2 separate regions of the Homo sapiens genome follow, and region 2 is linked to region 1. Evidence: read pairs that join two places in POLR2A ChIA-PET (ENCODE). Cell type or tissue: OCI-LY7. All regions are shown on one strand. Links, peaks and the distances in the headings refer to the core of each region. The heading gives the core; the rest is flanking DNA.

The links. Peaks named below come from ENCODE experiments on the same cell type or tissue, not always from the same donor. Only the 100,000 strongest peaks of a DNase experiment are listed, where the experiment ranks them.
Region 2: POLR2A ChIA-PET joins it to region 1 with 8 read pairs; 2 of 35 experiments call an interaction of 5 or more read pairs at or near these places.

What each region holds. Positions count from the first base shown.
Region 1 is chr1:14,221,055-14,236,862 of GRCh38, reverse strand. It overlaps LOC107985467 (a long non-coding RNA gene), which reads right to left. Exons shown (of 3, transcript XR_001737611.2): 3 at 1-15,675. It also overlaps a transcript of KAZN not described here. Among named protein-coding and RNA genes, the nearest start is that of KAZN-AS1, 190 kb to the left of the region's middle. In OCI-LY7, for the core only: CTCF peaks have their summits at 7,788 and 7,990; a DNase peak (open chromatin) is centred at 7,992.
Region 2 is chr1:14,532,582-14,548,389 of GRCh38, reverse strand. It overlaps a transcript of KAZN not described here. Among named protein-coding and RNA genes, the nearest start is that of KAZN, 58 kb to the left of the region's middle. In OCI-LY7, for the core only: no CTCF peak of the experiment used is centred there; a DNase peak (open chromatin) is centred at 8,239.

The DNA of each region.
Region 1 (15,808 bases), core at 6,988-9,487:
AGCCTTGACTTTCTGGGCTCAATCAATCTGGCCACCTCAGCCACCTATGTAGCTGGGACTACAGGTGCATACCACCACACCCGGCTCTTTTGTTGTTGTTGTTTTTTAATAGAGACCAGGTTTTTCCATGTTGCCCAGGCTGGTCTCAAACTCCTGGGCTCAAGCAATCTACCCACCCTTGCCTCCCAGAGTGCTGGGATTACAGGCATGCGCCACTGTGCCTGGCCGATACGTTTTATGCAATATGATCATGGATGAAATTAGCTTCAAGTCATCCTTGAGGGAAAGTACCTGAAAGGGGCTGGATGAAGCAGAACAGAGCTTTGCTCTGGTCTGTTCCTGGTCAGTGCATGAAGTAGCCTGCATTTGAGGAGCAGCCTGAGGGAAGCCCCGGCCAGGCCTCTGTGGTCCCATGAAAGGAAGAGAATGGATTTTCCTACCCTGAGTTATCTTCAGAAGAAGTCAATCCTACTGCACAAGAGGAAGACCTGGGCAGCAGATGTTGGACTAGGAAGAGGGGCGAAACCCTCCCTTCCATCTCAGGATCTGTGAGTCAGCTGAGCCTTTAATCCCAACCCTGAAAGAACCTTCACACCTCCCTCTGCCAGATAAAACCAGATGAAGGCAAAAGGGAAGTCAGGCAGGAGCTGGAGCCTAAAGCCACTTAGGGTGGACTGGCCCAGGGTGGGAGAGGAAAATTATCATCTGTATAGGACTTTCTTCCCATTGTCCCTACATCTGAAGAAAATATCATTAAAAGTAGGATTTTTATCTTTCTTGTATTCTGGAAATTAAGGGGAAGGAGCTGTGTTGTTTTTTAGGATGATATTAGATAAGGCGTCTTCTCTCCTAAGAATGGAGGAGTAATGATGACAGAGCTTTGCTCATTGAAAAGCAGTCAGGGCAACGTGGGGTAGGGGTGAGAAACCTGCATGAGACAAAACAAACACAACCCAAAAAGCTGCTCCTGTGCCTGTACAAGACCGTGGAGAGTTGCTCAAAAAGAGACTGGATTGCTAAGAAGGGTGCTGTTTCCAGCAATAAAGCCAGAAGGGACTCTTGTCATTCGCATCAACAATTATTTAAATGGATGCCTAAGAGTCCATCCAGTGGCCATAGTATTTTCAGACTTTACTGTGACTGACATCTAGATTGTTTCCAATTCTTCAGTCTTAGAAAGAATGTCACTATGTCATCTTTATGCATAAAACATTTTTCTATTTTTTACAACTGCTTTATTGAGATATAATTCACGTACCACAAAATTCACCCTTTTAAAGTGACAAATCAGACGTTTTTAGTGTATTCAGAGTTGTGCGGCCATCAGCACTATCCCATTTTAGAAGCTTCTTTTTTGCTATCCCCAAAAGAAACCCCTTACCTAATAGTGGTCACTCCCTACATCCCCCCTCCGCTGACAACCACTAATCTGCTTTCTGACTATGAATTTATCTATCCTAGACCATTCGCATAAATGAAATCATATAATACGTGGCTTTATATGACTTGCTTCTTTTACTTTGTGTAATGTTGTCAAGCTTCATCCATGTTATAGTAGTTCATCCTTTTTTATGGATGAATAATATTTCATTGTGTGGTTATATCACATTTTGTTTATGGATGAATAATATTTCATTGTGTGGTTATACCACATTTTGTTTATGGATGAATAATATTTCATTGTGTCGTTATACTACATTTTGTATGTCCATTCATCAGCTGATGTCATTTTTGTTTCCACTTTTTGGCTATTATGAATAATGCTGCTGTGAGCATCTGTGCATAAGTTTTCACACGGATATACACCGCAATTCTTTGGGGATATGTATGTGTGGGTGGAATTGCTGGGTCATACAGTAACTAGCTATTTAACATTTTCAGGAGCTACCAAACTATTTTCCAAAGTGGCTGCATCATTTTGTAATTCCACCAGCAGTGAAGCTTTTTCCATTTTGAAGATTCCTTCAACCAGATAGAATTGCAGCAGTGGAATTCTAGAACCTGAGTATACATATCTGAAAGGTTCTTACTACATATGCCAACCTGCTTTGCCAAAAGGTTGCATAGGCAATTTTTCAAAAAGCTCTCCTTTGCTTTAGCTAACTCAGATTCATCACCTTCCAGATTTGGCACAAATTTAGTCCAGGAAGGTTTATCCCAACTTGTCATTGACTCTGCTACCCATGCTCCACCCACTTCAACCATCACCTCCACCACCCCCACACCTTGCACAGATCTTCATGTTCAATTGGAAAATTAGTTTGGAATGTTCTCACTCTTCACCTATGTGTGCTTTTATTATTATTATTATTATACTTTAAGTTCTGGGGTACATGTGCAGAACGTGCAGGTTTGTTACATAGGTATACACATGCCATGGTGGTTTGCTGCACCCATCAACCTGTCATCTACATTAGGTATTTCTCCTAATGCTATCCCACCCCTAGCCCCCCATCCCCTAACAGGCCCCGGTGTGTGATGTTCCCCTCCCTGTGTCCATGTGTTCTCATTGTTCAACTCCCACTTATGAGTGAGAACATGCAGTGTTTGGTTTTCTGTTCTTGTGTTAGTTTGCTGAGAATGATGGTTTCCAGTTTCATCCATGTCCCTGCAAAGAACATGAACTCATCCTTTTTTATGGCTGCATAGTATAGTATTCCATGGTATATATGTTCCACATTTTCTTTATCCAGTCTATCATTGATGGGCATTTGGGTTGGTTCCAGGTCTTTGCTATTGTGAACAGTGCTGCAATAAACATACGTGTGCATGTGTCTTTATAGTAGAATGATTCATAATCCTCTCTGTATATACCCAATAATGGGATTGCTGGGTCAAATGGTATTTCTGGTTCTAGATCCTTGAGGAATCACCACACTGTCTTGCACAATGGTTGAACTAATTTACACTCCTACTAACAGTGTAAAAGCGTTCCTATTTCTCTACATCCCCTCCAGCATCTGTTGTTTCCTGACTTTTTAATAATCACCATTCTAACTGGCGTGAGATGGTATCTCATTGTGGTTTTGATTTTCAAGATCCTTAAGGTCAGGTACTATGTCTTTAATTTATGTCCTCTTTTGGCAGAGGCAGTAGGGAAGGGCTCTGCATACAAAAGACACACTGTGGAGGTTTTCTGACCAGTACTTTAAAAAGTATGTACATTGCATCAGTGTCCCTGCATTTGCATTATTAAGAAAGCTGTTTGACAGGACTGAGGTTCCTGCTTCCTGGGTGCTCTATGGAGATTGCAGAACCTTTGAAAGCAGAGAGTCAGCTGATTTTGGCTTTCATATTCCGGGGGATAATTCTTACCTGAGGGAGCTAACCTGTATTAGGCACTTACCAGGTGCTTGCCATTTTTGCTATATGCTTTATAATTTACCTTATTCAATCTTCCAAGCAATCAATATAGAATTTAGCAACTAAGCTGAGTGCAGTGGCTCACACCTGCAATCCCAGCGCTTTGGGAGGCCACAGCAATAGGATTGCTTGAACCTGGGAGTTTAAGAACAGCCTGGGGAACATAGTGAGACTGTCTCTACAAAAATAAAAATGAAAAAATTAGCTGGGTGTGGTGGCACATGCCTGTAGCCCCAGCTACTTGGGAGGCTGAGGCAGAAGGATCAGTTGAACGCAGGAAACCGAGGCTGCAGTGAGGTGTGATCGTGCCACTGCACTCCAGCCTGAGTGACAGAGTGGGACCTTGTCTCAAAAAAAAAAATAAAAGAATTTAGCAACTAAGTGCCTCTACTGCTATTTTACACATAAGGATACTGAGAGGCAGAGGCATAGCCTTGCAGAACTCAAGAGTGACCCCAAACCTGGATCTCATTTCACTATTTGATGATGCTTACAATGTTGTTAAAATTATGGAAAAATAAAACATTTTAAATATGATAGGAGTTTCATTCTTTTATCCTTTTAAATTACCTTTCTAAAAGTTCTTTACCCTAAAAAATGTGGCCACATTTTCATGTGATATCTGGTTAGCTGATGTTTTTCTTTGCAATTGACATCTTGAGATATCTTGAGAAGTTTGTATATTCATTTTTTCTTTATTTTAAAATGCCCGTTGTTTTATGAAAATTAGATGTACTGTGAAGGAAGATTAATAAAACTAATTATAAGAGGGGAAAAGTGACAATGAAGACAATCTAGCAGACATACACAAGAGTACTGGAACATCACGCAACATTCTACTAAGCCAGAGAGAAATGCTTTAGTTTTATGCAGTGGAGAAGAAACCATTGTATCTCAGCCCTGTATCAGCTGGGATAAGGAGCTATGAAGAAGCAATCTTAAGAGAAGGCAAAGTGAGAATATAGACAAAGGGGACCTTGTCGGCCCCTAGGGAGAGCTCAAGACTTCCTCTCCAGATCCCCAAGAATCAATTAGAAAATGGAGTAGGGTCTTCCTGTCCTAGGTACCAGGTACTAGGCAATAGGGGCTGGAACTTCTACATGCTTTGGCAAGAGTCTAAAACCTAAGGAATGAGAGGATAATTTACTAACTTTTTTCAATATTTCAAAAATTTTAACAGAAGTGTTATATCCCCCACTGCCTGCGCTGCCCCCACCTCTGCAATAGGCACATACATGCGCACACACACACAGCCACAAAACTACCTAAAACTTTGTTTCTTTGCTTTTGACTATAATAAGAGTCACCTGGTGTGATAGCAGCAATCATCTAATACTGCTGAGAGGTGGGGCAAAGGGACTAGATGTTCACTACACCCATTTCCTCTTCCTTCTGAACACCCAGCCAGACTACATTTCCCAGCCCCTTTGCAGTTGGGTGTGTTTGTGAGCCTGAGTTCCACCCATGGAATGAGAATGGAAGTGATGTGTGCCACTCCCAGATCTGGCCCATATAAACCCCTCCCAAGCCATCCCCCAGACCCTTCCCTTAAGCTGACAACCTTGGGACCAGTACTGAAGACTGTAGTATCTCCAGGGGAAAGGAGCCTGGATCCCTGAGTCACTGCATGGAGGAAAGTTATTTGCTGATCAGGAGCACCTGTTTAGAATTTCTATGAATGAGAAATAAATGTTTGCTGTACTAAGCAGGTGAGATTTGGAGAATTATCTATTATAGTAGCTAGCATTACCCTAACTCATTCAGGTGTAATAAATGGCAACTGATAAAGTGAGTTTCTGAGTCCTAATTGGTACACTGGATACTGATAACCAGTTATTGCTAGGTAGTGTTGAGGAATTCCTCAAGTTTAAATTCTTCATCTCATAGATGCATCGGCTGAGGGCTTCAGTGATTTGTATGAGGCCACAGAGTAAGTCACCACAAAGCTAGGACTCAGATACAGGATTTTTGATTCTGTCATTGGCTCTTTCTAACACACCATTTGACATCCCTTTATATATTACCTATGCTGGCGGCATGGGCCGTTGTAATCCCAAAGTGAGTATTGAATAGCTAAGAACCTGGGCCATGCTAAAAAAAAAAATGAGATAGAGCCTCCCCCTTCTGGCTACACTTTATCAATTACAAGGGGAGGGGAAGATAGCACATTCTTGTTTGTTTGTTTGTTTTCTGTTATGTACAAACCAGCAATTCAGGGGCTCATTTGATTGCATTTATATCTCAGGAGAGAGAGAAAGTCATTTGATGACAGTCATCTCATTGGCTTTGATCCATGTATTTCCTAGGATCAACATCTCTTTTCCCTACTAATAAGAACCAAATAAGAAACTAATAATAAACCTTATGGGTATGAGCTGAAGTGGCTATAGAGTGATAATAGAACCAATAGCCTCTAGTTTTTATTGAGCACTTACTGTATAGTAGGCACCATGCTAATACTTCAAATACACTCATTCATTGATTCACAGCAAGGAACTCATGAAGGGGGACCTATTATTACCCCATTTTAAGGATGACAAAGCAGAGGTTTCCAGGATGAAGTAACCTGTCTGAAGATGCATGGTGCCCACGGGAGACCTTAGGCTTCTTTGAGACCATCATTTATGATCTTAACACTAAACTGAACTGTCTCGTGACTACATATAAATGCAAATGCAATGTTTTCTAGCACCTCAAGAGGTCATAAATCATTGTTTATAACCTTCTTACTGAAAAAATATGGCCACCAAGGGGGAGAATAGACAATTCAGACACAAGTTCAGTGTCATAGAGTCACCTTCCATGGCAGGTTATAATCTTACAGGGGAGTCACATGTGGAAATAGAACTTTGCACTAAGAAACTTGTTCTATCCCATTATTAACCAAATCTCTAGTTAGAAGGTAGTGTAAATTCCAACAAGCTATAGAGGAAAAATATAAAGCACTACACACAGGGATTGGACTCCGACCCGAGTTCAAAGCCTCCCTCTGCCAAGAACAAGCTGTGACCCTTAATGTTTCTAAATCACAGATTTTTTCATCTCCAAATAAAAAAGGAGTGGGGGAGATAATGCTTACCTCATAAGGATCTTATGAGTTCAGCAAAATAGTAAAATAATACTGTTCAAGCACTTATTGTACACTTTGCCTGGCTGTTAGACAGTGCCCAATACATGGCAAGGGTTTATTTCAAGTGTTATTAGTTTTTTGTAAGAAACAACTTCCCAAGTCACCTTGGAAATTTTATGTAACTCAGACCAAACTCTGATTATGTTCACCTTTGTCTTGTTGTGTTTTGTTTTGCACAAAATCCCTGGAGGCTCTAGAACTGCTCAGGCAATAAGGTAGCCACTAGTCACATGAGGCTGTTTATATTTAAATTAATTAAAATTAAAAAGTCAGCTCCTTGGTCACGCAAGCCACATTTCTAGTGTTCAATACCCACATGACGTTAGTGGCTGCTATATGGGACAGCACAGCTGTAGACTATTTCCATCACTGTGGAAGGTTCTCTCGGAGAACGTGGGTCTGGAGGAAGAATAGAGCCTGAAATAATGTAGGGAACATATTCGCTGCAGAGGGTGGTTTGCATATGGCTCTGCTGGAGGCAGGTTGCTGGACCAAATGAGCCACAGGGCTCCTTCTGCATCCAGGAGAATCTAACGCTCCTGCGAGAGAGACTCAATTTTTCAGAACATCTTCCTGTAGATATTTCTTGAATAATGACAGCAGGTTTCTCATGGCAAGAAATCTAAGAAATGAAGGCTGGTGTCCCTCAAGTGCGGATTCCTCTCCAGGGCTTGGGCCCTGAAAGGGTCCAAATGATGACTGATGTTAGGTGAAGGACACCCTTAGAGGGCCCTTATATGAATAAGATTTTCGTATTTGCTGTGAAAATACTATTCAAGGAAAAGATAAAACATTAGAGACGTTGTTTGCCATAGAATTAATGGTCCGAAAGGAAACAGGAATATGAATTTTCTTTACATCTGTTCATCTTTTGCATTTCTCCTCACCAATATGATCATACCTTTATATAAAATATGTTACACAGACATAAAATATTCATATTCAGACTTTTTTAAAATTTAGAGAATAACACCTCAATAACACTTTTTATTCTAAAAATGTTATATTTTCACGAAGCACTCGAAGGCTTTTATAAACACACTTTTGTAATACAGATAGGCAATGTTAAAGCCGAATATATTATGTGCCAAAACAGCATTTATATTACAAATTTGTTTTGTTTTTTAAGAGAGCTAAGGAGAGAGAAACCCAGTTGGCTGCAATTGAATTAAAGAACCACAAGCTATTTTTCTTCCTTGTCTTTTTTGCCGTTCGTGGTGCAATTTTATTTTCCCCATTTTTAAAGATCATAAAAATAGAGCCTATAATATCTATTTTCTTGCTAAATGAAGGCACCTCATTAGTAGATACACAGAAGCATAAAACACTTCCAAGGCTTTGGACTTGCTTCAGTTGAATCACAGATCTTCAAAGCTCTCCTGTTAGCATGCCACTGTGTGGCTGTGTGAGCCATGTGGATAACATACTGAGTATGGTTCTGGGAATGCAGACCAGAGAAGACAAGCCAAGAGGGAGGTCAAGGCTGGGATACCTGGGCCACCTAATGGCATGGAGATGACAATGCAGATACCTCCTTGGCTGGCCAAGAATGAGTAGGCCCGGACTGATGTCCTTTTTAATACATGATCTAGAATTTTACATTCAGCTCATGTTTCTAGGCTCCACCTTCTTCCTTTTGTTCAACATTAGAACTGTCTTTGCCTTTATTCTCCACCCTTCCCAAAGAAGATGAGATTCAGAAGATTCAGCCATCTTCTCCCAGAGTCTGGGAAGTCTGGAAGAGTAGGTTCATGCCCTTTTACCATTTTCACATCTATTTTGAATGTCAATTTCCTCCTCTCCATTGTGCCAGAGATGCTAATCATTGTGCCCACCTGCCCATGGCCCTTCTCTGAGCAAATGGCTCCCAGTGATCTACAGAACACTGCTTCTATCCCCTCAGCCAAAGACAATTAGGTGAGGTCACATTGTCATTCAAAGCTATCCAGAGGTCTAGGAGAAAAATCAAACTTCTTGGTTCCCCAGTTTCTAATTTTATCATCCTATATAGATTATTTAAGCTTTCTAAGCCTCAGCTTCCTCATCTGAAAAGCAAGGACAATAATATTTGCTGTAAGGTTGTTGTCAGCCTGAAGTAAGATGGTGCATAACATAATAGAGCCCCTGGCAAAGTGGTAATGGTCACTGCTGCTGTCATTGCCATCATCATTATAGTCATCATTACCAATATCAACAACATCATCATCATCACTATCATTGTCAGAACTCAGCTGAGTGGAAGAGGTGAGCTGAAAAGTGTGTAGAGTGAGGACTAAGGGTGCCATTTTGATCTATAAGCAATGCACCAAGTAATCAGAAGAAGTCAGTCTACAGATGAGAGATAAATAACCAGGATGGGCAGCACTGGCATTTAGTGGGCATGGACCAAAGTTGCTAAGCATCCTGCAGTGTTCTGGAGTGTAAGTATACAACAAAGCAGCACCCTGAGTCTCACACAACTTTCAAAGATGCTGCTGAACGGTGTGTATATAGTCTAAGCTTCCATACTACATACATACATAACATACTGTTTACAAGGTTTTAATACGTACTGAATTTTCCAGGAAGGTAGCTACTGTGTAATTCATAGAAAGACCGCTGTTTTGTTGGAAATTTGCTGAGAGCCAGTCACTGTGGTGGTTTCAAACATGACTACAAATTCTCTGACACTCCTCTCATCAAGAGGTGGGCTCTGTATACTCACATCCTCTCTGCCTCCTGCCCCATGTGACTGCTTTGACTGAGGGTATGTCAGAGTGATACTGGTGACTTTGGAGGCTAAGTCATGAAAGATCTTGCAGCTTCTGCTGGGATACTTGTCCTTAGAACTCTGCCTGTCTTGTAAGAAATTTAGGCACCCTGAGATCACCAGGCTGGAGGGCCACCTACAGTGAGTCCTGTCTGCAACCCTCCAGCCAAGGAGCCAGGTGAGTGAGTGAAGCAGAGACATCCTGGAAGTGATTCCTTCAGCTTTAACTCTTCCAGGTCCTGGCACTCGACCCATCCCCAAAGAGGCCCCAGACATCACGGGGAAGAGAAGAACCATTCTCACTGTGCTCCTTCTGAATTCCTGACCCATAGGATCCAAAAGCATCATAAAATGATGGTTTGAGGCCACTGAGGTCTAGTTTGTGACACAGCAAGAGATAACTGAAAGACCCACCACTTTGAAAAATCAGGTTGCCAGTACAATCTGACTTTATCAATCTGTATTTGAGGTTGTCATACTCACAAAGATTCTACATATAGGTGCAAATAAATCTGTGGCTACTTCATTGTTTCTTCTTCTGTCTGAACATTTATTTATTTTTCTTTCCAACTTTTAGGTTCAAGGGGTAAATGTGCAGGTTTGTTACATGGGCAAATTGTGTGTTGTGGGGGTTTGGTTTATAGATAATTTTGTCACCTAGGTTATCAGCGTAGTACCCAACCTGTAGGTTTACATTCCTCACACTTTCCCACTGTCCACCCTCAAGTAGGCCCCAGTATCTATTGTTCCCTTTTTTTGTGTCCATGCGTACACGATGTTTAGCACTCACTTATAAGTGAGAACATGTGGTATTTGGTTTTCTGTTCCTGCATTAATTTACTTAGGATAATGGCTCCAACTCCATCCATGTTATTGCAAAAGACATAATCTCATTTTTATGGCTATGTAGTATTGCATGGTGTATATGTACCATGTTCTCTTTATCCAGTCCACTGTTGATGGGAATCCAGGTTGATTCTATGTCTTTGCTATTCTGAATAGTGCTGCGATGAACATTCACGTGCATGTGTCTTTATGGTAGAATGACTTATATTCCTTTGGCTGTATACCCAGTAATAGGGTTGTTGGGTTGAATCGTAGTTCTATTTTAAGTTCTCTGAGAAACCTCCAAACTGCTTTCCACAGTGGCTGAACTATTTCCCATTTCTCTGCAACGTTACCAGAATCTGTTTTTTTGTTTTTTGTTTTTCACTTTTTAGTAATAGCCATTTGACTGGTGTGAGGTGGTATCTCATTGTGGTTTTGATTTGCATTTTGATTTGCATTTCTCTAATGATTAGTGATATTGAAAATTTTTTTCATATGCTTGTTGGCCACATGTATGTCTTCTTTTGAGAAGTGTCTGTTCATGTCCTTTGCCCATTTTTTAACGAGATTGTTTGGGTTTTGCTTGTTAATTTGCTTAAGTTCCTTATAGATTCTGGATATTCGACCTTCGTCAGATGCATAGTTTGCAAATATTTTCTCCCATTCTGTAGGTTGTCTGTTTACTCTGTTGATAGGGTGGTTTTTTGTTTGTTTTGTTTTGTTGTTTGTTGTTTTGTTTTTTTGTTTTTTGCTGTGCAGAAGCTCTTTAGTTTGATTAGGTCCTATGGTCAATTTTTGTTTTTGTTGCAATTGCTTTTGGAGTCTTCATCATGAAGTCTTCACCAAGGCCTGTGTCTCAAATGGTAATTCCTAGGTTGTCTTCCAGGGTTTTTACAGTTTTAGGTTTCACACTTAAGTCCTTAATCCATCTTGAGTTAAATTTTGCATATGGTGAAATGCAGGGTCCAGTTTCAATATTCTCTGCATATGGCTGGCCAATTATTCCAGTACCACTTATTGAATAGGCATTCCTTTCCCCATTGCTCGTTATTATTGGCTTTATCAAGGATTAGATACTTGTAGGAATGTAGCTTTACTACTGTTCCATTGGCCTATGTGTCTGTTTTCTGCACCAGGACATACTGTTTTAGTTACTATACCCTGTAATATAGTTTGAAGTAAGGTAGTATGATGCCTCTGTTCTTTTTGCTTAGGCTTGCTTTGGCTATTCAGGCTTATTTTTTTGTTTCAAATGAATTTTAGAATTTTTTTCTAATTTTGTGAAAAATGTCATTGGTAGTTTGAAAAGGATAGCATTGAATCTGTAAATTGCTTTGGGCAGTATGGCCATTTTCATGATATTGATTCTTTCTATCCATGACCATGGAATGTTTTTCCATTTGTTTGTGTCATCTCTGATCTCCTTTAGCTGTGTTTTGTAATTCTCACTGTAGGGATCTTTCACCTCCCTGGTTAGCTGAATTCCTAGGTATTTTATGAATGGGATTATGGTCCTGATTTGACTCTCAGCTTGGATGTTGGTGATGTATAGAAATGTGGCTCATTTTTGTACATTGATTTTGTATCCTGAAACTTTGCTGAGGTCATTTATCAGATCTAGGAGCTTTTTAGCAAAGACTGGGGTTTTCTAGGTGTAAAATTATATTGTCTGCAAACAGAGATAGTTTGACTTTTCTTCTTTCTCTTTGGATGTATTTTATTTTTTTCTTTTGCCTGATTGCTCTGGCTAGGACTTCTAGTACTATGTTGAATAGGAGTAGTGAGAGTGAGCATCCTTGTCTTTGAACATTTATTAATTAAACTACAGCTTACTTTCTGTTTTAGATAAATTACTTTCTCTGTAAGCCTCCTTTATATTTCAGTTTGGGTAATATATTCACTTTGCTTTGAAATTAAATGTTTAAGTAGGTTATATTATCTATGAAGTTTATTTTAAGGGAGCAAACGGATGTTACAAAATATTTATTATGAAAAGGAAGAGTTGAGTCCAACATGCCAAAACCACCGAGCTAGGCATTTTTTCCCTGAGACCTGGAGAGGACAATTATTTTGTTAACATCTTTCTGATTACCCTGGCTGTCTGAGATTCTTGAGGCATCCCTACAGCCATCCCCTACTATGTCATTTCTTAGCTGGTAGCTTCTTTCAAACTAAGGAGGCTTGACTAGGTCATCCAGTTTAGTACTAACCTGTATGGGCTCTTCTTTTTCCTTGAAAGAGAAAATGGAAGCCCAAAGAGATTAAGCAAAACTGAAGTTTTCTCTGGCATCTGTTGGCATCACCCAGATCCAAGAGGTGGTATCCTCTTCCTTTTTTTGTCTTTTTGCTCTTGATATAATCATTAAACACCAAATAACATTTCTTTTAGTTTATCTTAGTATGTTCTACTCTTCATTGTCAGCTTCGGTACAACCTTTAAAATCCAAAGAATATTTCTCTTTGGTTGTTCCTGACATGTTCTACTCCTTATGCTTTGCTTTCGTTGGTCCTTCTTCCCACTGGTTCCAGGCTTTCATTTGCCCTTGACTAGACCCTGCCCCTTTGGCCTTTATGAAATCTGAGCTTCTCATGTGCATCCTGGGCATTACACCGAAATAACTACTGACTTTCACATAAAAATCAATGACAGTTGGGTATGAGACATTCCTTTTTGGCAGTTGTTCACCCCTGAAGTTTTTAAAAAATTTCTCTCCATGGAAGTATATTGTTGAAAGGTCCAGCTTGCTAAAAATTAAAAAGACTGTAGGTCTTATTTTAGGAAGCTAGTGCCCTGTGCCCTGACGATCGTGAACTCTAAATGGTGGATGGTTCTCCCTTCGTGTTTGTTGAAGATACTTTTGGGGATGTCTTCCTAGCCCTTGCTGATCACCTCCTTTGCCCATCAATGTGGACTCCCAACTGCTTTGTCTGTAACAAACATGCCACTGCCCCTCTGACCATAGCAGATTGGACCCAGGGTGGACAAATCAAGCCAGATAGATGAGGTTTCCCTCATGTGCAAATACTCTTAATTAATCCAGTGTTTCTCCTTTCGTATCAGTTTCATCGTCGAGAGTCTTGTATCATCTGAAAATTCAGTTTAAAGAAGCTTAACTGTAATTTATGCAGGATTTCTTGTCAAATTTGGCCTAATATTTGCAAAAACAATAGAAATTTGGGAGAGCTTTAAAAAGACTGACTAAAGAACATAAGGAAGAAGAAGACACAAAGAGAAAATTATAATGATAGATTATGGAGTTCTGTCACACCAAAAGGAGCATGGGCAGGAAATGTACATTATGGGTGAGCCAGTATAAAATGGCACAAAGTGGGGTCTCTCTTAAGTGGCTTGCTGATGACAGGGTTTGTACAGCTTGGCTTTACACAGACCCAAAATAGACAGCACATAAGTTCCTTAGGCATTGGCACTGGGATCACAGCCTGTGCCAGGAAAAAGCCTACTATAGCTGGATTTTTGCAAAGTTTAGGAAAATAAGCATTTTCAAAAGAACTTGATGCTAACAACCATTTCAGGCTGCCATCTTTGTTTCAGCAAGATAACAGGTGTTCAGTGCCCCAAAAGGTGTTTCTTGCTTTGTCCTGTGACTGTGGACCACCTCTTCCCTGGGCAATCCAGAGAGCTCTTCCACCATCCAACAGCTGCAACCACACTGGCTCCAAAAAAGTCTGAACCCAACTTTTGAAGAGGGATGCACCTTCCATGTCTGCCTCTCCTTGGGTAAGCTCCCTCAGCCCTAGAGTACCTTTAGAGTTCTCTTTATATTTTTATAGTCTCCTACTATAGCTTAATAATTATTTATTTAAACCTATCTATTTAAAATAATGATGATGAAGATGTTGATGATGATGACTATAATAATAATGATAGTTACAAAAGGCTTTGAGCATGATAAATACTAAGTTTTAAAATTATCCTGAGATACCTATTCATCATAATATTTGCAGATTCAAAATACTGGGACATCATGACCTTTGTAGATTCAAAGACCAACTCTGGTAGTGAAAGAACGTCATCCTTAGATTTTGAAATAAATAGCCTTACATTCATCCCTCTTGGGAGATCTGTGCTGAATCCCCAAATGCCAAAATTTCCTCTGTATTTCACAAATTATATTTTAATTTTTGGTATGGAGACTATAACAGCCCACTGATAATATTCTACAGCCCAATGGGGTCTCATAGTGACTTCTGGAAGTTTCTAAAAATGTTTAGGCATAAATTCAGATCTAATGGCCCCAAAGCTAGGCTTGCACCATAAATTACAGCCACTCCTCTTCTCCAACCACAGAACAAAAGCAGAAACATAGACTCCTTTATAAAAAGTGGTATCCAAGAAAAGCGAAGCTTTAACCAGCACTTAGTTATTGCCAGCATTTAAATGGTTAAGTGTCTTATAATACAAGAGAGGGGAGAGTGGAAAGAGGCTCTTGATTTCTGCTTCTAATAAAATCACTAAGCCTCTGGCCCATTTCCCCCCACAGTTCCCCACGGGCATGGCCGTGACCAGCTGGACGGTTAATCCCCCACGAATAATCTTATCACCCAGAGAATGGAATTGGTAACTTTTAAAGAGCTATCTGGAGTCAGAACTTCTGAGATTTTACACCTTTAAAACCCAAATTTGTCAAAGAATCCGGAGCAAATTAACCTATTTCTCTATTCAGGAGAGAAGATGAAATATTTCCATCTTCACTGACAAGGACTTCTGGCAATTTGGATGAATGATGCCAAGAGAAGAAAGCAACCAGCTTATAAACTTCCTAAGGAAGCAAATTTCAAAAGAAACCCCAAACATCACGAATCACAAGCTGCTTTGTTTTCTTATTCATGACCTTCATCTACCTTCCCTTTCATCAAGTAAATGGAAATGTGTCATTCTGATTAACGGTGATTGCTTCCTTGTCATACATCAACTAAAATGAGATGTTTCACCATCAGATTTAAGGGGACATGGGCATATATTTAAGAGGTATTTTTTTAAAAGGCATTCTTGATTATCCATATCACTTAAAAAATTCTTGTCTTCTTCCCACCTCATCCCCTTTTCCTGCAGATCTTTAAAGGTAGAGAAATGATATGACATTCAGTGGTGGTTGATTATAGCCTTGTTGGTATAGCTGTATTGTTTACAAAATTGGTGCAATAATGGTGACTCGTAACAGGATTATAATAAGCCAGAAAATAATTCTAGCTGGCAAGCTCTGCAGTGATTTTCCTACAGAAATCACACCTCAAGCTCCTCTTTTTAAGGAGTTTTAATGCAACTTATTATTTCCCTTCTCGGAGGCAACTTATCTATGTAGAAAGAAAAAGACAAAGAAAACAATCTACATGGATCGTGATTGCAAACATCATGATTTTAAGACATAAATTTCTAGAGGGTGAGGATAGTATGGAAACCTGTATAATGTTAACAGAAGACTCCAGGGGCAGGGACCATGCTGTTGGTTTCTTAGTGTATTCTAAACCTCTAGCACAATGCTTATATTATATTTAGAATTCAATACTTACCTTTCGAATATAGTTGTGAAGGTCAAGCACTGAGTCTAAAACATATTGAAAATCATCCACAAAGGGATGGTAACTAAGGATATGAAAGAGGAAGAGATTAAAAGGAAGTGAATTAGTGAAGGAATGAGTGATTACATCCTCAGGGCTAATAAACACTAAGCAAGATGACAGAGTTAGTGTAACTATGACCTAGACAGTGAACTCCT
Region 2 (15,808 bases), core at 6,893-9,392, 310 kb before region 1:
CTGTCTCTACTAAAAATATAAAAATTAGCCAGGCATGGTGGTGGGCGCCTGTAGTCCCAGCTACTTGGGAGGCTGAGGCAGGAGAATCGCCTGAACCCAGGAGGCAGTGGTTGCAGTGAGCCGAGATCGCACCACTGCACTCCAGTCTGGGGGACAGAGCAAGACTCTGTCTCAAAAAAAAAAAAAAAAAATGCACGAAGAGGAAAAGCATTGAAAAAGCTTGTACAAATCGGTGGCCTGCAGGCCACATGCAGCCCAGGGTGGCTTTGAATGCGGCCCAATACAATTTCGTAAACTTTCTTAAAACATTATGAAATCTTTTTTTGCAATTTGCAATTTTTTTTTTTTTTTTTTAGCTCATCACCTATCATTAGTGTATTTTATGTGTGGCCCAAGACAATTCTTCTTCTTCCAGTGTGGCCCAGGGAATCCAAAATATTGGACACCACTGTTTTAGATCCTAACTTTGGTAGTGGTTGCATGGATTGTCCTTGTGGTATTCTTTGTTCATTTTTGTAAATATGAGTTATCCCAGCACTTTGGGAGGCTGAGGCGGGCAGATCGCAAGGTCAGGAGATCGAGACCATCCTGGTCGACATGGTGAAACCCTGTCTCTACTAAAAATACAAAAAACAAAAAATTAGCAGGGCGTGGTGGTGGGCACCTGTAGTTCCAGCTACTTGGGAGGCTGAGGCAGGAGAATGGCGTGAACCCGGGATGCGGAGCTTGCAGTGAGCCGAGACTGCATCACTGCACTCCAGCCTGGGCGACAGAGCGAGACTCTGTAACAACAACAACAGCGTTATTTTAAAATAAATTTTAAAAACCTTAACACTAAAAAATACATCAGGGAACCTTGTTTTGATTCATGTCGTCAATTTACAAATGATTTCCAGTCTAAAGGAGTTTTGAAAACGATCTGTTCCAACCCCTCCATTGAATAGGTGGAGAAACTCAGACCAGGAATGATGAATTCAGTTTTTTATGAACACATAGTCAGTTAATGACAAAGTCAAGACTAGAATTCAGGCCTTACCTTGTATAGAACTGTTTCATAAAGTAAAAAACTCTGTAATTTACTAGTTTTATAAGTTAGCATTTCTATTTATTGAATTTCTTAAAATGGGAGAAATGGTATTCCAAATATAGGCAGGACATAGGCCAAAGGTAGCTTGCATTGAGAAGGTCAAGGAAAAAAAAATGTCATTCTATTCTTCCCTTTGGTAACATTGGGAGAGACCTATTGACATTTTGGTTCACAGGGGAAGAGGCTGATGCAGGAAAAGACACCTGGGGTTTAAAATTTATGCCAATTCTGAGATTCTGTAATTCTCTGACTGGGAGCCATAGAGTTGATTTAAGCTTGGATTCTGTCCCCAGCTCACTCAGTAAATATATGTGAGTTCCCGACATCTCTCAGCCTTGTTTTCCCAGGTGCACAGGAAGGGGACTGGACAAGATGCTTTTTAAGGTGAACTCCAGATCCAGGAAAGTTTAATCTCAGGAAGTAAGACTTCAGTTACAATGTTTTCAAGGACTGGGATGTTACAGCAAGAAAGATGCTTCTTTAAAAAAAATTCCCCAAAGTTGATTTGCCACAGCTGATAAACATCCTTCACATCTGTTCATGTAGGAGTATGGGGTCTGATTTTCCTAGGAAAGTCTATTTAGACCCTGACACAGATTGCATTTCTTTTTAAAGCAACAAGAGTGATAAAGTGTCTTAGTATAAAATCAATAGAAAGCAGTTTAGTGGCCTCTGAAGTCTTCCAAGCAGTCTTTCCTTTTCGTTTTCTCTGCAGGAAAGATCAAATGAGAAGTTGCCAGCTTCCTTGTGTGTTTTAGTTATTTACTACGTAAATCACCGAGAAACATTTAGGAAACAATTTAGAACTGGGGAAAGGCTCTTCTCTTCTTCTGGCACCTCTCACCCCCATAAAGGATGGAAAAAAAAAGGCCCTCACATTAAACTAGTTGACAGGACTGAGGACTTGGGGGTTATTTTTCTTAAGTACTATATGGTTGTTTCTTAAGCTTTGGAAGAAAAAGAGAGAAATTTGTTTCCATTTTCTCTCTGGAAGCTTTTCTCTCCATCTGTCATACAACCCGACTGAAATGTTGCATTAAGCTTGCTCAGAAATGATTGGCTATTGACAGTGTGTATTATAAGAGAATATCGTAGTTGGAAAGAATAATTGTGGTAGGCAGAGAAAATATGCTTTGCTGCAGTCTATGCTGGGGTAGGGTAGAGAACTGATTTCAATCACAGGAACCTACCCTTTTTCACATCGTTGGCATTTTACATTTATGCTTGTGAAACCCTGAAGGTACATCATGTAAGATCCACCATCATGATATCAAGTAGCTCTGGTGGTGGTCAGTAATCTTATTCACCAAATATTTCTGGTTCTCCTAACTTGGGACATGGGAGGATCATGGTAGGGACATGGTAGGATCATACTTCCCTGTCTCAGTGGGGCTAAGTGGGGCTATCTGGCAACTTGCTTTGGTCAATGAAATATGAGCTAAAGTAACATGTATAACTTCTGGTGGGATATTTAAAAGCCAGTGTGACTCACCACTTTCTCTTTCCCTGCCTCTGACTTGACTTATAGGTGGATGCTCCTTTATCTGAGTTTCCTGAGTGACTTTGATGAACAGAGACCCCTGTCTACCTGGACGAGCATGTAGCATGGATGAACAATACAACTTTGTTTTTTTAAGCCACTGAGATCTCGGCTCTTTTGTTACTGCAGCATATCCTAGCCTATACGGACAGATACATGCTTATTAAGCTCTTACCAGAGGCCAGGTAATACACTAAACACTCCATATGGGTCATCTCATTTGGAGGACCTTATGACAATCTTGTAGAAAGGACACTATAATTATCCTCCTTTTACTGATGAAGTATTGTGGGTACAGAGACATTAAATAACTGTCCCAAGGTCATGGAGCGGGCATGTGGTGGAGCTAGGATTCCAACTCAGACAATCTGTCTCCAGAGCTTGCAATTAAAACCACAGCACTCTATAGACTGTTTGGAAAAGTGGTGGGTGTTGCACATGGAGGAGAAGAAAGGACATTCTTTAAAACCAACCTTTGACCACCTCCTGGCTACCTCTGTGACAAAGGCATCAAGTTAATAAAGTCAGTAACACCGTGGAAATTGACATGATCCAGACAAAAGAATGGTTGGGGAGCTGCTCTGCCCCAGGAGGAACATCTTGAGCTTCTTTCTAGGGAGCAGCTTTGAAGAGAAATAAGATTATAAGGAAGATCTTAGAGCATTTTGTGGGGGAAAATGTCTGATATCAATGTTTAGTTTGGTTCCAAGTTTATTGTATGGCCCTTTGCCAGGTTTAGGTGACACCACTCCTGCATACACCCGAGTGTGGGAGATGGATGAGTAGAAGAATGTGCTCTGTGTGGTGGGAGGGAGACTCACAGAGCACAGGGCTGGGCACTTTGAATGGCCTGGGGGTCCAAGAAGGCTGGGCTGGGCATCAGAAGCCAAGGGGGCCAGGCGAGGTGGCTTACACCTATAATCCCAGCACTTTGGGAGGCAGAGGCAGGAGGATCACTCAAGCCCAGGAGTTTGAGAACAGCCTGGGTAACATAGTGAGACCCAATCTTTTTTTTTTTTTTTTTAAATAAAGAAGCCAAGGGATGTCTTCTGAGCATCCTTAGTTTCCCTTAATAATGTGGCATAAATACATTCCCAGGGATTTATCTAAACCCTTTCTGAAGCTAGTTGCGTTTTTAGCCCATACCACCTCTGGCACAAAGAAAAGTTGTTTAAAATAGGGCCTCCTTTAACTGATCCTAAAAGAGTCTCTTTTAAGTTCCCAGGCACGAAGGGAGACATTAGCACTTTTGAATTTCATAAGAAGTCTATGTTTCTCCTTTGCATATCTTTATGGTCTTTATACATTCTGATCCTCCCCTCCCATATTCTTAGTCATTTGGGATTAAAGGAGCCCACTTTTTCACATTTTTGAGAAGATTCTTTAAAAGACCAAAAAAAAAAAAAAAAAAAGAAAGAAAGAAAGAAAAAGAAAAAAAAAAACCCCAAATCTCAAAGTGGTAATTTGTGGTTTGTCTGCATGTCAGTTCTTAGAATTTGAGATCCCTTGAGAAAATCTAGAAAAAAAAATCCCCCAACTCAGAAATCTCTATTCAAGGCATTTTCCAAATTAAAGGAAGATTTGGGTATTAATTTACCCAAGTGATTCTTTTTATAATGAGATTTTTCTTTAAATTTCTGATTTCAATTGGTGCTTTGTGAAAGGTTTTGCACTCCCTTCCCCTAAACTTTGAAAAGCCTGATTCAAAATTGGTTGGAAAAAATATGCATTTCACGAAGTCATAAAAATAATGATTCTTTGCTATCTTATTAAACATGTGTTTAGACACAATCTTAGAGAATCCATTCATTGTCTTAATAGGCAACAAAGTGTATGAAGATGAGTAGAAACCTACAATTAATTGTCTTACTAACAATGCCTGGGTAGTCCTTTCATTTAATTGGTCATCTAATAATCTTATTCCTTATTTGATTTATTTGCTTACAGGAGCAGCGCTAATGTATGTAACTTGCTGTTTGCCAATTTCTAATGTGTGAAATACTCATAATACGGTGGTCTCCAATGACCCGACGCTGCAAAAATGGATGGTTCTCACATTAGGATGGAAATAACTATTGCACAAGACTCATAATCTTGTGATTTGCTTCCTGCTGAATCACTGCAGCAAGTATGAAGCAACTTCTGTAGCAAAACAGAAAAGGGGTGCTATTAAACTTTAAAGGGACCCCTCCATCTGAAGAAGGTCACCTTTTAATGAGCTGATATAAATTTCTAAAGGTACCGATGAGTCACTCAATGCATGGGATGGACAGGCATTGCTGCACTCTGTCTTCTAGCTCTCCAATGTGTCCCTGGCATGATTGGCACACTCCAGGACCAGCCAACTTCACAGTTCACAGATTTGGAGGCAAGCATCTCCCAGAGCAGAGCTAGAAGACCAGTGAAGCTTGGGGCATTGTTCTGCAAGGGACTGTGTTAGAGGGCAGGCCAACTTCATGCAACTTATTAATGCAAGGGTGGTAGTTCCCTTCAATATCTCCAGCCAACCACGTATCTTGAACACTTATGTTCGTGCCACTGCCCCTAGGATGTAGATTATATGTTGAGTCACATTGTTTGTGATAAAGCATTTTTAAAGTACATTATGACACAGGTCATATAGCCCAATTAAAGGTGAGTAACTCAGGCTTAGAAAAATAAAGATATGTCCACGGTGACCCAGCTAGTTAGGAGCCTGTGTTTCTCATCCTGCTATTGGCCAGCCAATAACATGTGAAAACACCCTGCAAGTAGGTACCCCACCCCCCCAACCCAATGCTATTTTCCTTTCCCATTCCTTCCATCTTTTCCATACCCAAGAGCAGGGCTGCCACTTCTGGCTGGGCAGGCTGAGCAAAGCACCACTCCAGACAATGTGAGCAGCTCCCATTAGAGTCGTGCAGTGTGATGACTATGACCTTAAGCAACATGTCACTTTGCTGTTCCCCCGCTTGCCCGGGGTGAGTCGACACTGAAGTTGAGCAGGAGGTAAAGACAAATAGCTTCACACTGAGCACACATGGACATACTATGGGAACAATAGATACTGTGGACTAGTAGAGAGTAGGGAGGGTGAAAGCTACCTATCCGATACTATGCTCACTACCAGGGTGACGGGATCTGCACTCCAAACCTCAGCATCACACAATATTCCCATGTAACAAATCTGCCCATGTACTTCCTGTATCTAAATGACAATTTGAAATTTAAAACAAACAGAAAAATAGCTTCATCTATGTTTGATTTTCTGGGTCCTTAAAATCTGAAGTATATGTATAAATATTTGTAGTTGTTATACCCTAGTTCTTTTTTTTTATTATTACACTTTAAGTTTTAGGGTACATGTGCTCAACGTGCAGGTTTGTTACATATGTATACATGTGCCATGTTGGTGTGCTGCACCCATTAACTGGTCATTTAGCATTAGGTATATCTCCTAATGCTATCCCTCCCCCCTCCCCCCACCCCACAACAGTCCCCGGTGTGTGATGTTCCCCTTCCTGTGTCCATGTGTTCTCATTGTTCAATTCCCACCTATGAGTGAGAACATGCGGTGTTTGGTTTTTTGTCCTTGTTATACCCTAGTTCTTTTTGGTGGACTTCGTATTTGTGAGCACCAATGAATTCACAGGTCTTACGTGAGCAAATGAGCCTGTGGGTTGAGAGGATACCCCTGAGACACAGACTGTGGAGTCACTGGTTTCTAGCATAAGGTCACGTAAGCCAGGCCCATTTGTCAAACTCTGCTTTTTGGAGGAAATGTTCTATGCTGTATCAGAGAGGCTGACAATCGCCTCAACAGGCCTCTGCCCTGAAGTCCGATTTGTGGGCTGTCAAGGCGAGTAAGTGGACGTTTCCACTGGCTGCTCCCGATCATCAGATGAAACACCTCAATGTGACATAGAAGGCCGCCTTTAAAGATGAGACCGAGGAGTTATCTAACCATTCAGCCCAAGGAAAGGAAAACAAATGTCTTTTTCTTGTGGAGTTGAAACTTGAGGATGAAGAGAGATTAGAACCCATAACTCAGGGGCTGGAACAGACAGAAACACTTGTAAGAGTAGTGAGACTTTAGCCTCAGATAGCAACGAAGCTTTGCCCCAGATGGGCACCAGATCTTCTGAAATGCCGAAAGCCCTCCCCAGAGCAAATCTCATTTATTCTCCTAACGCTTGGCCAGTTTTAGAGGAAGCACGAAGGGTTGAGCAATTTACTCAAGGCTACCTGGCTTATCAGTGAATTCTGGGTTAATGTCCTGGCCCCGGGTGCCTTTCCACACTGCCTCTCTGGAAAATGCAAGCTCAAGATTCACCTTCACTGTTTGGGACTGAACTTGCCTTGACCTCAGTGTTTTTCTTAATAAAAATGGGAAGAACACATATTCACATGCCCCAGGAAAGAACTTATTGTATATCCACAAATCACCGTCATAGAAATGTTTCCTTTTCATTGGTCTGTCCCATAAATTACATTGGGTATCTATTTTGCCTTTGCCATTGCTAGCTCAAAAAACTGGCTAATTTGCAGCTATTTCCTTCGTCCTTGGGGGAAGTTGAAGCGTAGGATAAATGGTTAACATTTCCGTGAGATCGGTTGACAGAAAACTCAAGAACTCTTGGAAGTAGCAGGATCTTGGGAGAGCTACACTTGAATACTTTCTTTGAAAAAGATAATTAGCTTATACACTTGAGTAGGGGGGTAAATATTTGTGCCGGGGTCTGTTGCCCACTCCTTAGAAACTGTGCAAGTTCTTGTAAAGAATTTGCATTTGATCTCTACCTAGAGCTCCTGTCCTTGTTCATCTAATTATTTATGCAGCTTTAAAGAATGAAGAAGGGACAGGACTGAAAAACCCAGCTGGGAGCTAGAATCTCTCTCTATGGAGATATGCATGCATTTATGGATATATAAATACATGGTGACCCAGAATTTACTAACATGTAGAGGACAAGGTAGAGATCACTCATATTAGGACAAAGCAAATTTATTTTCCAACGTGTCAGGAACCTCTGCATGCTTAACCTAAGTTTTAATATTTTCCCCATCCAGAAATTGCAAAGTGGCATCCCATGGAAGTATATAGACCACAGACTTGGCTTACTTGGTAACTCTTTTTTATGTTAAAAACAAAACAGAACAAAGAGTCATGGGGCAGTATGATCTAAAAATCCAGAGTCCTGGCCTCTTTTGAAAAATCAGAAGAGTGGGCTGCACTGGACACACTTTCTGTGTGACAACACCCTTTGGATGGGGCATATCTTTTCTTGTTCACCATGGTTGCATCACTCAGCCTGAGAGCTCTCTCCCTGGCTACGAAGGCATTTGTGTTTACAGTCCATAAACAAGGGAGGCAGCCTGCTTAACCCCGCGGGGCCTCAGTTTCACCTTCACAAAACAGGGTGATAATGTCTGCCCCATTTTCCTTGCAGGCTCACCTAAGAGAGGAAGGGGCTCAGGAATTACCAACTGCAGGGGTATTCAACATTTAAGTGACCACTCTGGCATTTGGCTTGAAGGCCAGTGTCACCGTATGGTCTCATAAAAACTCAAAGCAAAACCAACTCCTCCTCCAAAGCACTGATGCGAAACGTTGATTTCCCTGAAAGTCTCTTGGGGATGATAAAGTGAAGTGACATCATATTTCACTTAGCAGCACTTCCAGGGGCTGTCAGTTCCTTTATTATGTAAAGCAATTTCGTCTCCTTTGGACTTTTCACATCCCTCTCTCCCCTAGTAATACAGAGAATTCTACTTAGAAAGCTGGGGATGGTGAGCGAGTTTATACACAATGGGATGGGGATGGCGGGAGTCTACATAGCCAGTTATTCACATGTCATTGAGATCAGGAAAAGATGACTTTAAGTGCATTCACTTAATTGGGATGGTGACTTTCCCTTGAAAAATGAAGCTAAAAATTATGAAAGTTAATTTGTTATCTTACATTTAACAAAATTTAGGTTCTGATGGCAAATAGGCACTAATTCTTGGAGATAACAGAAAATGAATCAAGTCAGGGCCTAAAAACGTCTGGCGTTTTTTTTTTCATCAAACTAGAACATACTCATTCTTCATTTCACATTGGATACACACTGCAATATCATGAAGGAAGCCAAGTTTTACAAAAATATCTAGGGGTCTTATGAACCACTCTAAAGTCGTCTCTTAATTCTTTGATATTCAATCATTCTCTTTAGAACAATTTTAGAGTTACAGAAAAGTTGCAGAGAGAGGACGCAGAATTCCATAGACCCCTTCACCCAGTCTCCCCCAATGTTAGTATCTCACAGAACCATGGTACATTTGTCAAAACTAAGAAATTCACATTGGTACATTACTACTAACTCAAGTCTACTGACTTTATTTAGATTTCATCAGTTCTTCCAAAAATGTCCTTATATTGCTCCAGGATCCAGTCGAGGATACAACATTACATTTTGCAGTCATTCTCATTTGAAGCATATTTCTTATCAACATCTTTGTCAATAACGACTGGTCAAATTCTACCATATCCTTTGTCAGTGTATTGCCGGGAATGGGACTTATGTAATTCTTCTACATCACTTTCATTGACTTTATGAAATCATATATCAGTTGCAATATTTGCAATTCCCCTTAGCAAGAGGGTGACAGTAAAATGTTGTAGTTTCATTTTGGGGGAAATAGAGGAATGGGACTTAATGCTTTAAGCCAGGTTGCTTTTCAATCCATATGCACTGGTATAGTCCTTCCCTTGTTAAAATAGTAAAATAACGCTCTAAGTTTTAGTGAATAACTGTGCCGAGGACCTCCTCCCCATCCACTCGCCTCCCCTAATGGAGCAACTAAAGGGTAAATTCCTGGCCAGCAAGGGGCACCCAGGACCCCATTCCATGTAGAAAGAGTCCCTGTGAATGGTGGTGGATGCTGTGTTATACTGGATGGTAAATATCTGGGCTATCATTCTGGTGTTAAGTAAGAAGGAGGACTAATTTCAAAAGTGATCAGTTTACTGATGAATATCTTTGAAAAAAATGAGAACTTTTCTTTCCTGTAGCCTTATAAAATCATTTCAGCTGCTTGGCGCATCAGGGCCTCTGCTATGTTTTCAATGTGTCTTCTCCATAATTTACGTGTTGCCAAGATGACAGCATTAAGAGGAGGGGTCTTTAAGAGGTGGTTAGGCCAATAGGGCTCCTCCCTTATGGTTGGGATTAAGGCTTTTATGAAAGAGGCTGTCCTTCTCACCTTCCACCATGTGAGGACAGCATTTCTCCCCTCGGAGAATGCAGCTCTGGCTAGGCCACCAAACCTGCCAGCGTCTTGATCTTGGACTTTCCAGCCTCCACAACTGTAAGAAAATACATTTCTATTCTTTATAAATTACCCAGTCTTGGGTATGTTGTTATAGCACAAAAATAGATGACATTCTAATATATTCTTCTTCTATCACACACTCCCTCTAGTGAGATGTTTTATCATACCCATTTTCAGAAAAACATACAATTTCATGATATGTTTTGTCATACCCATTTTCAGAAAAACAAACTGAAGCAAGGCACACAGAAAAGTAATTTGTCTAATATAGTAATCAGACAGTTGTGTCTAGATGGAAAATTGTCATTTCTTGCTCCATATATTGTTCTCAGATACATATCTTTGATGCAGTGGGTGTAAATCAAGATCTAAGTTCAGATGCCTCAGGTCCTTGGCCGGTCATCAATGAATAAGTCGCATAGCAGAGGGTTCAATGTGATCCAAATGGACTTCAAATCTACCTTTGTCCCCACCCAAAGATGCCTGCCCTTGGATTTCCCAGATGTCTCTTTCTGCATAATAACCCCCATTTATTATTTATTATTTGTGCTTGTTTGCATGAGTTTTCATTACTTTCAACCAAAAAAGGCTTGAACATGAGGGCATGGCCTCCATCAGGTTACCAGGGGGCTAGATACTCATCTTCCCTCTATTGCTCCTTGAAGTTAAGCCTTGTGCTATCATGAGACAAGGGTGAAAATGTGAATACAAGAACTGGGAAGGATGGGGAAACTGATAACTGAGATCCAAACAGCTCTTCCAACTTTCCAAAGCATTTTCAGCATCTTATAGGATCTTCCCACCAACCTGGCGAGGTAGGGGGAACAGGCAATATAATCATCCTCATTTCAGGAACTGTAGGAACTGAGGCTTGGAAATTCAAATGACCACACTCAGGCTACTGAGAATGAGTGGCAGGGATCAAATTGGAAGCCAGATTCCCTGATGGGTTAGGAAACAGCTGGTTAGTGCCCATCAGACTAAGTCTGTGCTGTCCAAGATCATACCCACTAGCCGTGATGGCAATGCATTTAAATTTAAAGTTGTAAAAATTAAAATGAAATAAAATTCAGCATTCATTTCCCCAGTCACATTGCCATGTTTCACATGCTCAAGAGTGGCATGAAGGTAGTGGCTACAGTATTGGACAGGGCAGATGTAGAACGTTTCCATCATTGCTCAACGTTTTGCTGGATAGTGGTAGCCTGCATGGGTTCAGCAGGGTCCTGAAGGAGTATGGCTCCCTGATGTTTGGAGAGAATTGGAAACATCTTGATTTAGGAACTGTCTCAAAATTCAGGCTCTGTGGACGGTTATTTGGAGTGTAAACTGGAGGTTTGTGGATATTTATCCATCAGCATAAGAAAAATGTTCACTCAACAAATATTTACTGAGTACCTTCTGGATGCAAGACACCACGCTAGTGCTGGACTATGACACAGAACAAGTCAGGTGCCATCTCTACTGTCTCAGAGCTCACAGTCTAGTGAACATCTATTGTACCAGGAGATGCCAGAGACTGGAAGGAAGAGAGAACCAAAGAGGGAGAAAGAAACCAGAGTGGCCGACTTCAACTTTTTTTTTTTTGAGACGGAGTTTCGCTTGTGTCACCCAGGCTGGAGTGCAATGGCGTGATCTCGGCTCACTGCAACATCCGCCTCCCGGGTTCAAGTGATTCTCCTGCCTCAGCCTCCGAAGTAGCTGGGACTACAGGCATGCACCACCATGTCTGGGTAATTTTTGTATTTTTAGTAGAGACAGGGTTTCGCCATGTTGACCAGGCTGGTCTTGAACTCCTGACCTCAGGTTGTCCACCCACCTCAGCCTCCCAAAGTGTTGGGATTACAGGCGTGAGCCACCACACGCAGCCGACTTCAACTTTTTGTGGAGGGCCAATTGATGTTCTTCCCTGTTTTTCATTTCTGAGCTGTCTCAGCCCTGAGCTTTAACACTCCTCAACCTGCCTATCCCAATGTCAACAGCCACCACCTGTGACTCCAGTGGAACCTTGCTGGAAGGCATACACATCTGACAACTATTAGTCTCTTCTCAAAGAGTGGATCACAGATCTGAAAAATCAAAATAGTACCAGAGCCTCCAGGACCTCATCCACTCTCCCCAGACACATGTGGTGAGGGACATTCACATGAGCAGCTGTCTTGCACGGGCAGACCCCTTCTTTCCCCACTCATAAAAACGTAGGGAAATGAGAGTCAGAGGACATTTGGTATGGATTACCTCAAATCCATTCCAAATGATTTAAACCAGGAAGACCAGAAGTCGTTACTCAGTGTTGAACCCTTGGTCATTACTAATAACAAATTATTTGTGACTCATGCCCGGATTGGGTTGACCATGCTCTAGCCTGCATGTTACCCAAGCCAACTGGAGAGGCCCTGTACAGCTGATGCCTTCTCTAGCCTGCTCCAGTAATTAGGGAGTCCTAGTTCAAGTTAATTAAGAGATTGCTTTGGCTGCCCCAGAGAGCTTTTGGTCATTCCATTGAACACATATTTATAGGCTATTCTATTTTCAACAAGTTGCCCTGGTGATCTGGGTTCCTGATTTGGTCCCACAATGGGAAAACCAGCTCTCCTTATTTTCAGTTGATGTTTGAGTTCTGTATGGCCACAGATGATCACTGTTGACATTGTGATAGACAAATTAGGGAGGGTTAAAGTCCAGGCTGAAGCATTTCAGACATGTGGAACAGGGAAGAGCAGCCGTCAGTTTTCCGTGGCATGCAAGCTGCAGTCCTGTGTGTTTCTTTTTTAAATTTATTTTTTATTTTTATTTTTTTTTTTTGAGACAGAGTCTCACTCTGTGGCCAGGCTGGAGTGCAGTGGTGTGATCTTGGCTTACTGCAACCCCCTATTCCCTGGTTCAAGCGATTCTCCTGCCTCAGCCTCCCGAGGAGCTGGGATTACAGGCATGCGCCACCACGCCCAGCTAAGTTTTGTATTTTCAGTAAAGACGGGGTTTCACCATGTTGGCCAGGATGGTCTCAATCTCCTGACCTTGTGATCCACCCGCCTTGGCCTCCCAAAGTGCTGGGATTACAGGCGTGAGCCCACCACACCCAGCCAAGTCCAGTGTATTTCTTTGCATTATGATAACTTGGTGAATTTGATATTGCAGTTTCTTGCTGCAGGCAATGAGTGTAAGATGCAAGCCTATTTATAAGGTCTTGTCACAGGGAGGAGAAGGGGCATAGGGGTGGCTCAGGGTTGGGGATTGTCACAGCAAATGGCCAAAGGGCTAATAGAACCTGTAATGCTGGTGAGAGAAATACTGAAGAGGTCAGTTCTAGACTTCAGGCAGCCCAGGACATTCATGGACTCTGAGGAGGAGACAATGGACTAGGTGGCCAGTCAAGCAATGGGAAGTCCCAGAGAGGGAAGACAAAGAGTTTGTTCCTTGAAGAAGGGAGAAAGGGGCTGGAATCAGAAGAGGTAGGCCCCAAACTCAAGATCTAGTTTGACGAGTAGGGTTGCATGAAGATGAGAGTCTCAAGATATGGCTGGTATGAAATGGAGGTGGAGGTCAGTGGAGCTTAGGAGAGTGAGGTCAGCTCTGGCTCTGCCAGGCTCAGAGGAGAAGGTAGAACACAGCCTTCTCCATAGATGAGTTTCAAAACGCTGATAGAACCAGAGATTTTGAGTTGCACAGGGACTTGCTAAAGATTCCGTGGCCTAAAACCCTTATCACTGGCTACTCACCCTGGGAAAGACAGCCTGGTGTCTGGGGCAGAGGGAGGATATCCTAAGAGGTGAAAATTTGAGCCTTGAACAGTGCTACAGTTTTTATTTTATTTTTTATTTTTTTGAGATGGAGTCTCGCTCTGGCTCCCAGGCTGGAGTGCAGTGGTGCGATCTCGGCTCACTGCAACCTCCGCCTCCTGGGTTCAAGTGATTCTCCTGCCTCAGCCTCCCCAGTAGCTGGAATGACAGGTACCCGCCACCACGCCTGGCTAATTTTTGCATTTTTAGTAGAGATGGGGTTTCGCCATGTTGGCCAGGCTGGTCTTGAACTCCTGACCTCAGGCGATCTGCCTGCCTCGGCCTCCCAAAGTGCTGGGATTACAGGCGTGAGTCATTGCACCCAGCCAGTGCTACAGCTTTAATGGATGTTTCAAGAATCACATGCATTTGGAGTTGAATTGCTTCCCACAGACTGCCCTGGACATGGAATATATGTTTCTATTCATGTGTCAACAGCAATTGGAAATGGCCTGTTGGAGAAGTTTAATGAGAAGTTTTCCAAAGCTGAGTCTAGCCTCAGAAGGAAAGGGCATTGTGTGAATCCTTAGTGTCTGCTGCAGATTCAGGATGGGAGAGTGGGGTTATTCTTGCCTGGATGCACCTCCGTCCTTGGTCTCATCTTTTCAGAAAGGGTTTCATTGGGTACTGAGCAGGACTCAACCCCAGGACGGTTTAGGCTAAGGAAAACTCATAAAGAAATAGAACTTTTGAGATCATTTATAAACTTTATGAGTGCCTATCTTTATTAGCTGGGGATGCAGTCAGAGAGGCAAGGATGTTTCTTTGCAAGTTTGGATAATAATCCCTCAGATTCCTTCTATAACCCTGACTCTTGTATGTGAGCAGACAGGTCAAAGAATTAGAGAATAATCAAGGTACTGTTTGCTTAAGTCTCCCAACAAAAATGTCGGTAAAATATACCAGAGTCATTTATCAAAAGGAGAGAAATTGTGGATTGTAGACTGGAAATCTCCATGAAGCACGTGACACCTGAGCAAAATTGTGAAGGACAGGTGGACACAGGAGATGTGGGGTGGGTGGGGGGCAAGCAAGGAGCAAACGGGATGGATCCCTCTGCTAAGTTAAAAGCAAACAGTGCAGCCAGATAAAATTTATTATGGGTCTGCTAGACTGTGATGTGGGGGAACAGCCATCCTGTTGCCGACACAATCATAAATACTGGGAACCTTGAGGCAGATGCAGAGCCGTGAGTTTGGAAAGATTGCTGGCCTTGGGACAGGAAGGTGCTGATTCTTCAAAATCTACCAATATCCAATATGCCAAGTTGGTTGGCTGAGAAAAGACTACCCTGCCTGCATGTGGGATTTGGAGAGAAGTTTCTGCTGCCTTTAACTAGAAACAGGTGAATTTTTCTGTCTCTAGTTGCTAGACATGGAGCCTTTTCAATGTATCTCATTTTCCCCCCACTACTCTATGTCTAATAACTTGTCCTGGGGTACTGTGTTTATCCCAGAAATGTTAATGACTTCATAACTCAGTGTGAAATGCTCTGGGCAATTTTTGTATTATTAAGGATTCTACGAAGTATAAAAACAGGGAAAGCTCTCAAGGTGCTGGGCCACAGTTATAACTTGATTCTCATTTTGGAGAAAGGAGAGGAATTAAGCTTTCTAAAAACACATGTTTTTCTGTGGAAGTCAGTGTGGCGATTCCTCAGGGATCTAGAACTAGAAATACCATCTGACCCAGCCATCCCATTACTGGGTATATACCCAAAGGATTATAAATCATGTTGCTATAAAGACACATGCACACGTATGTTTATTGCAGCACTATTCACAATAGCAAAGACTTGGAACCAACCCAAATGTCCAACAACAGGACACTGGATTAAGAAAATGTGGCACATATACACCATGGAATACTATGCAGCCATAAAAAATGATGAGTTCATGTCCTTTGTAGGGACATGGATGAAACTGGAAACCAGCATTCTCAGCAAACTATCACAAGGACAAAAAAACCAAACACTGCATGTTCTCACTCATAGGTAGGAATTGAACAATGAGAACACATGGACACAGGAAGGGGAACATTACACTCTAGGGACTGTTGTGGGGTGGGGGGAGGGGGGAGGGATAGCATTAGGAGATATACCTAATGCTA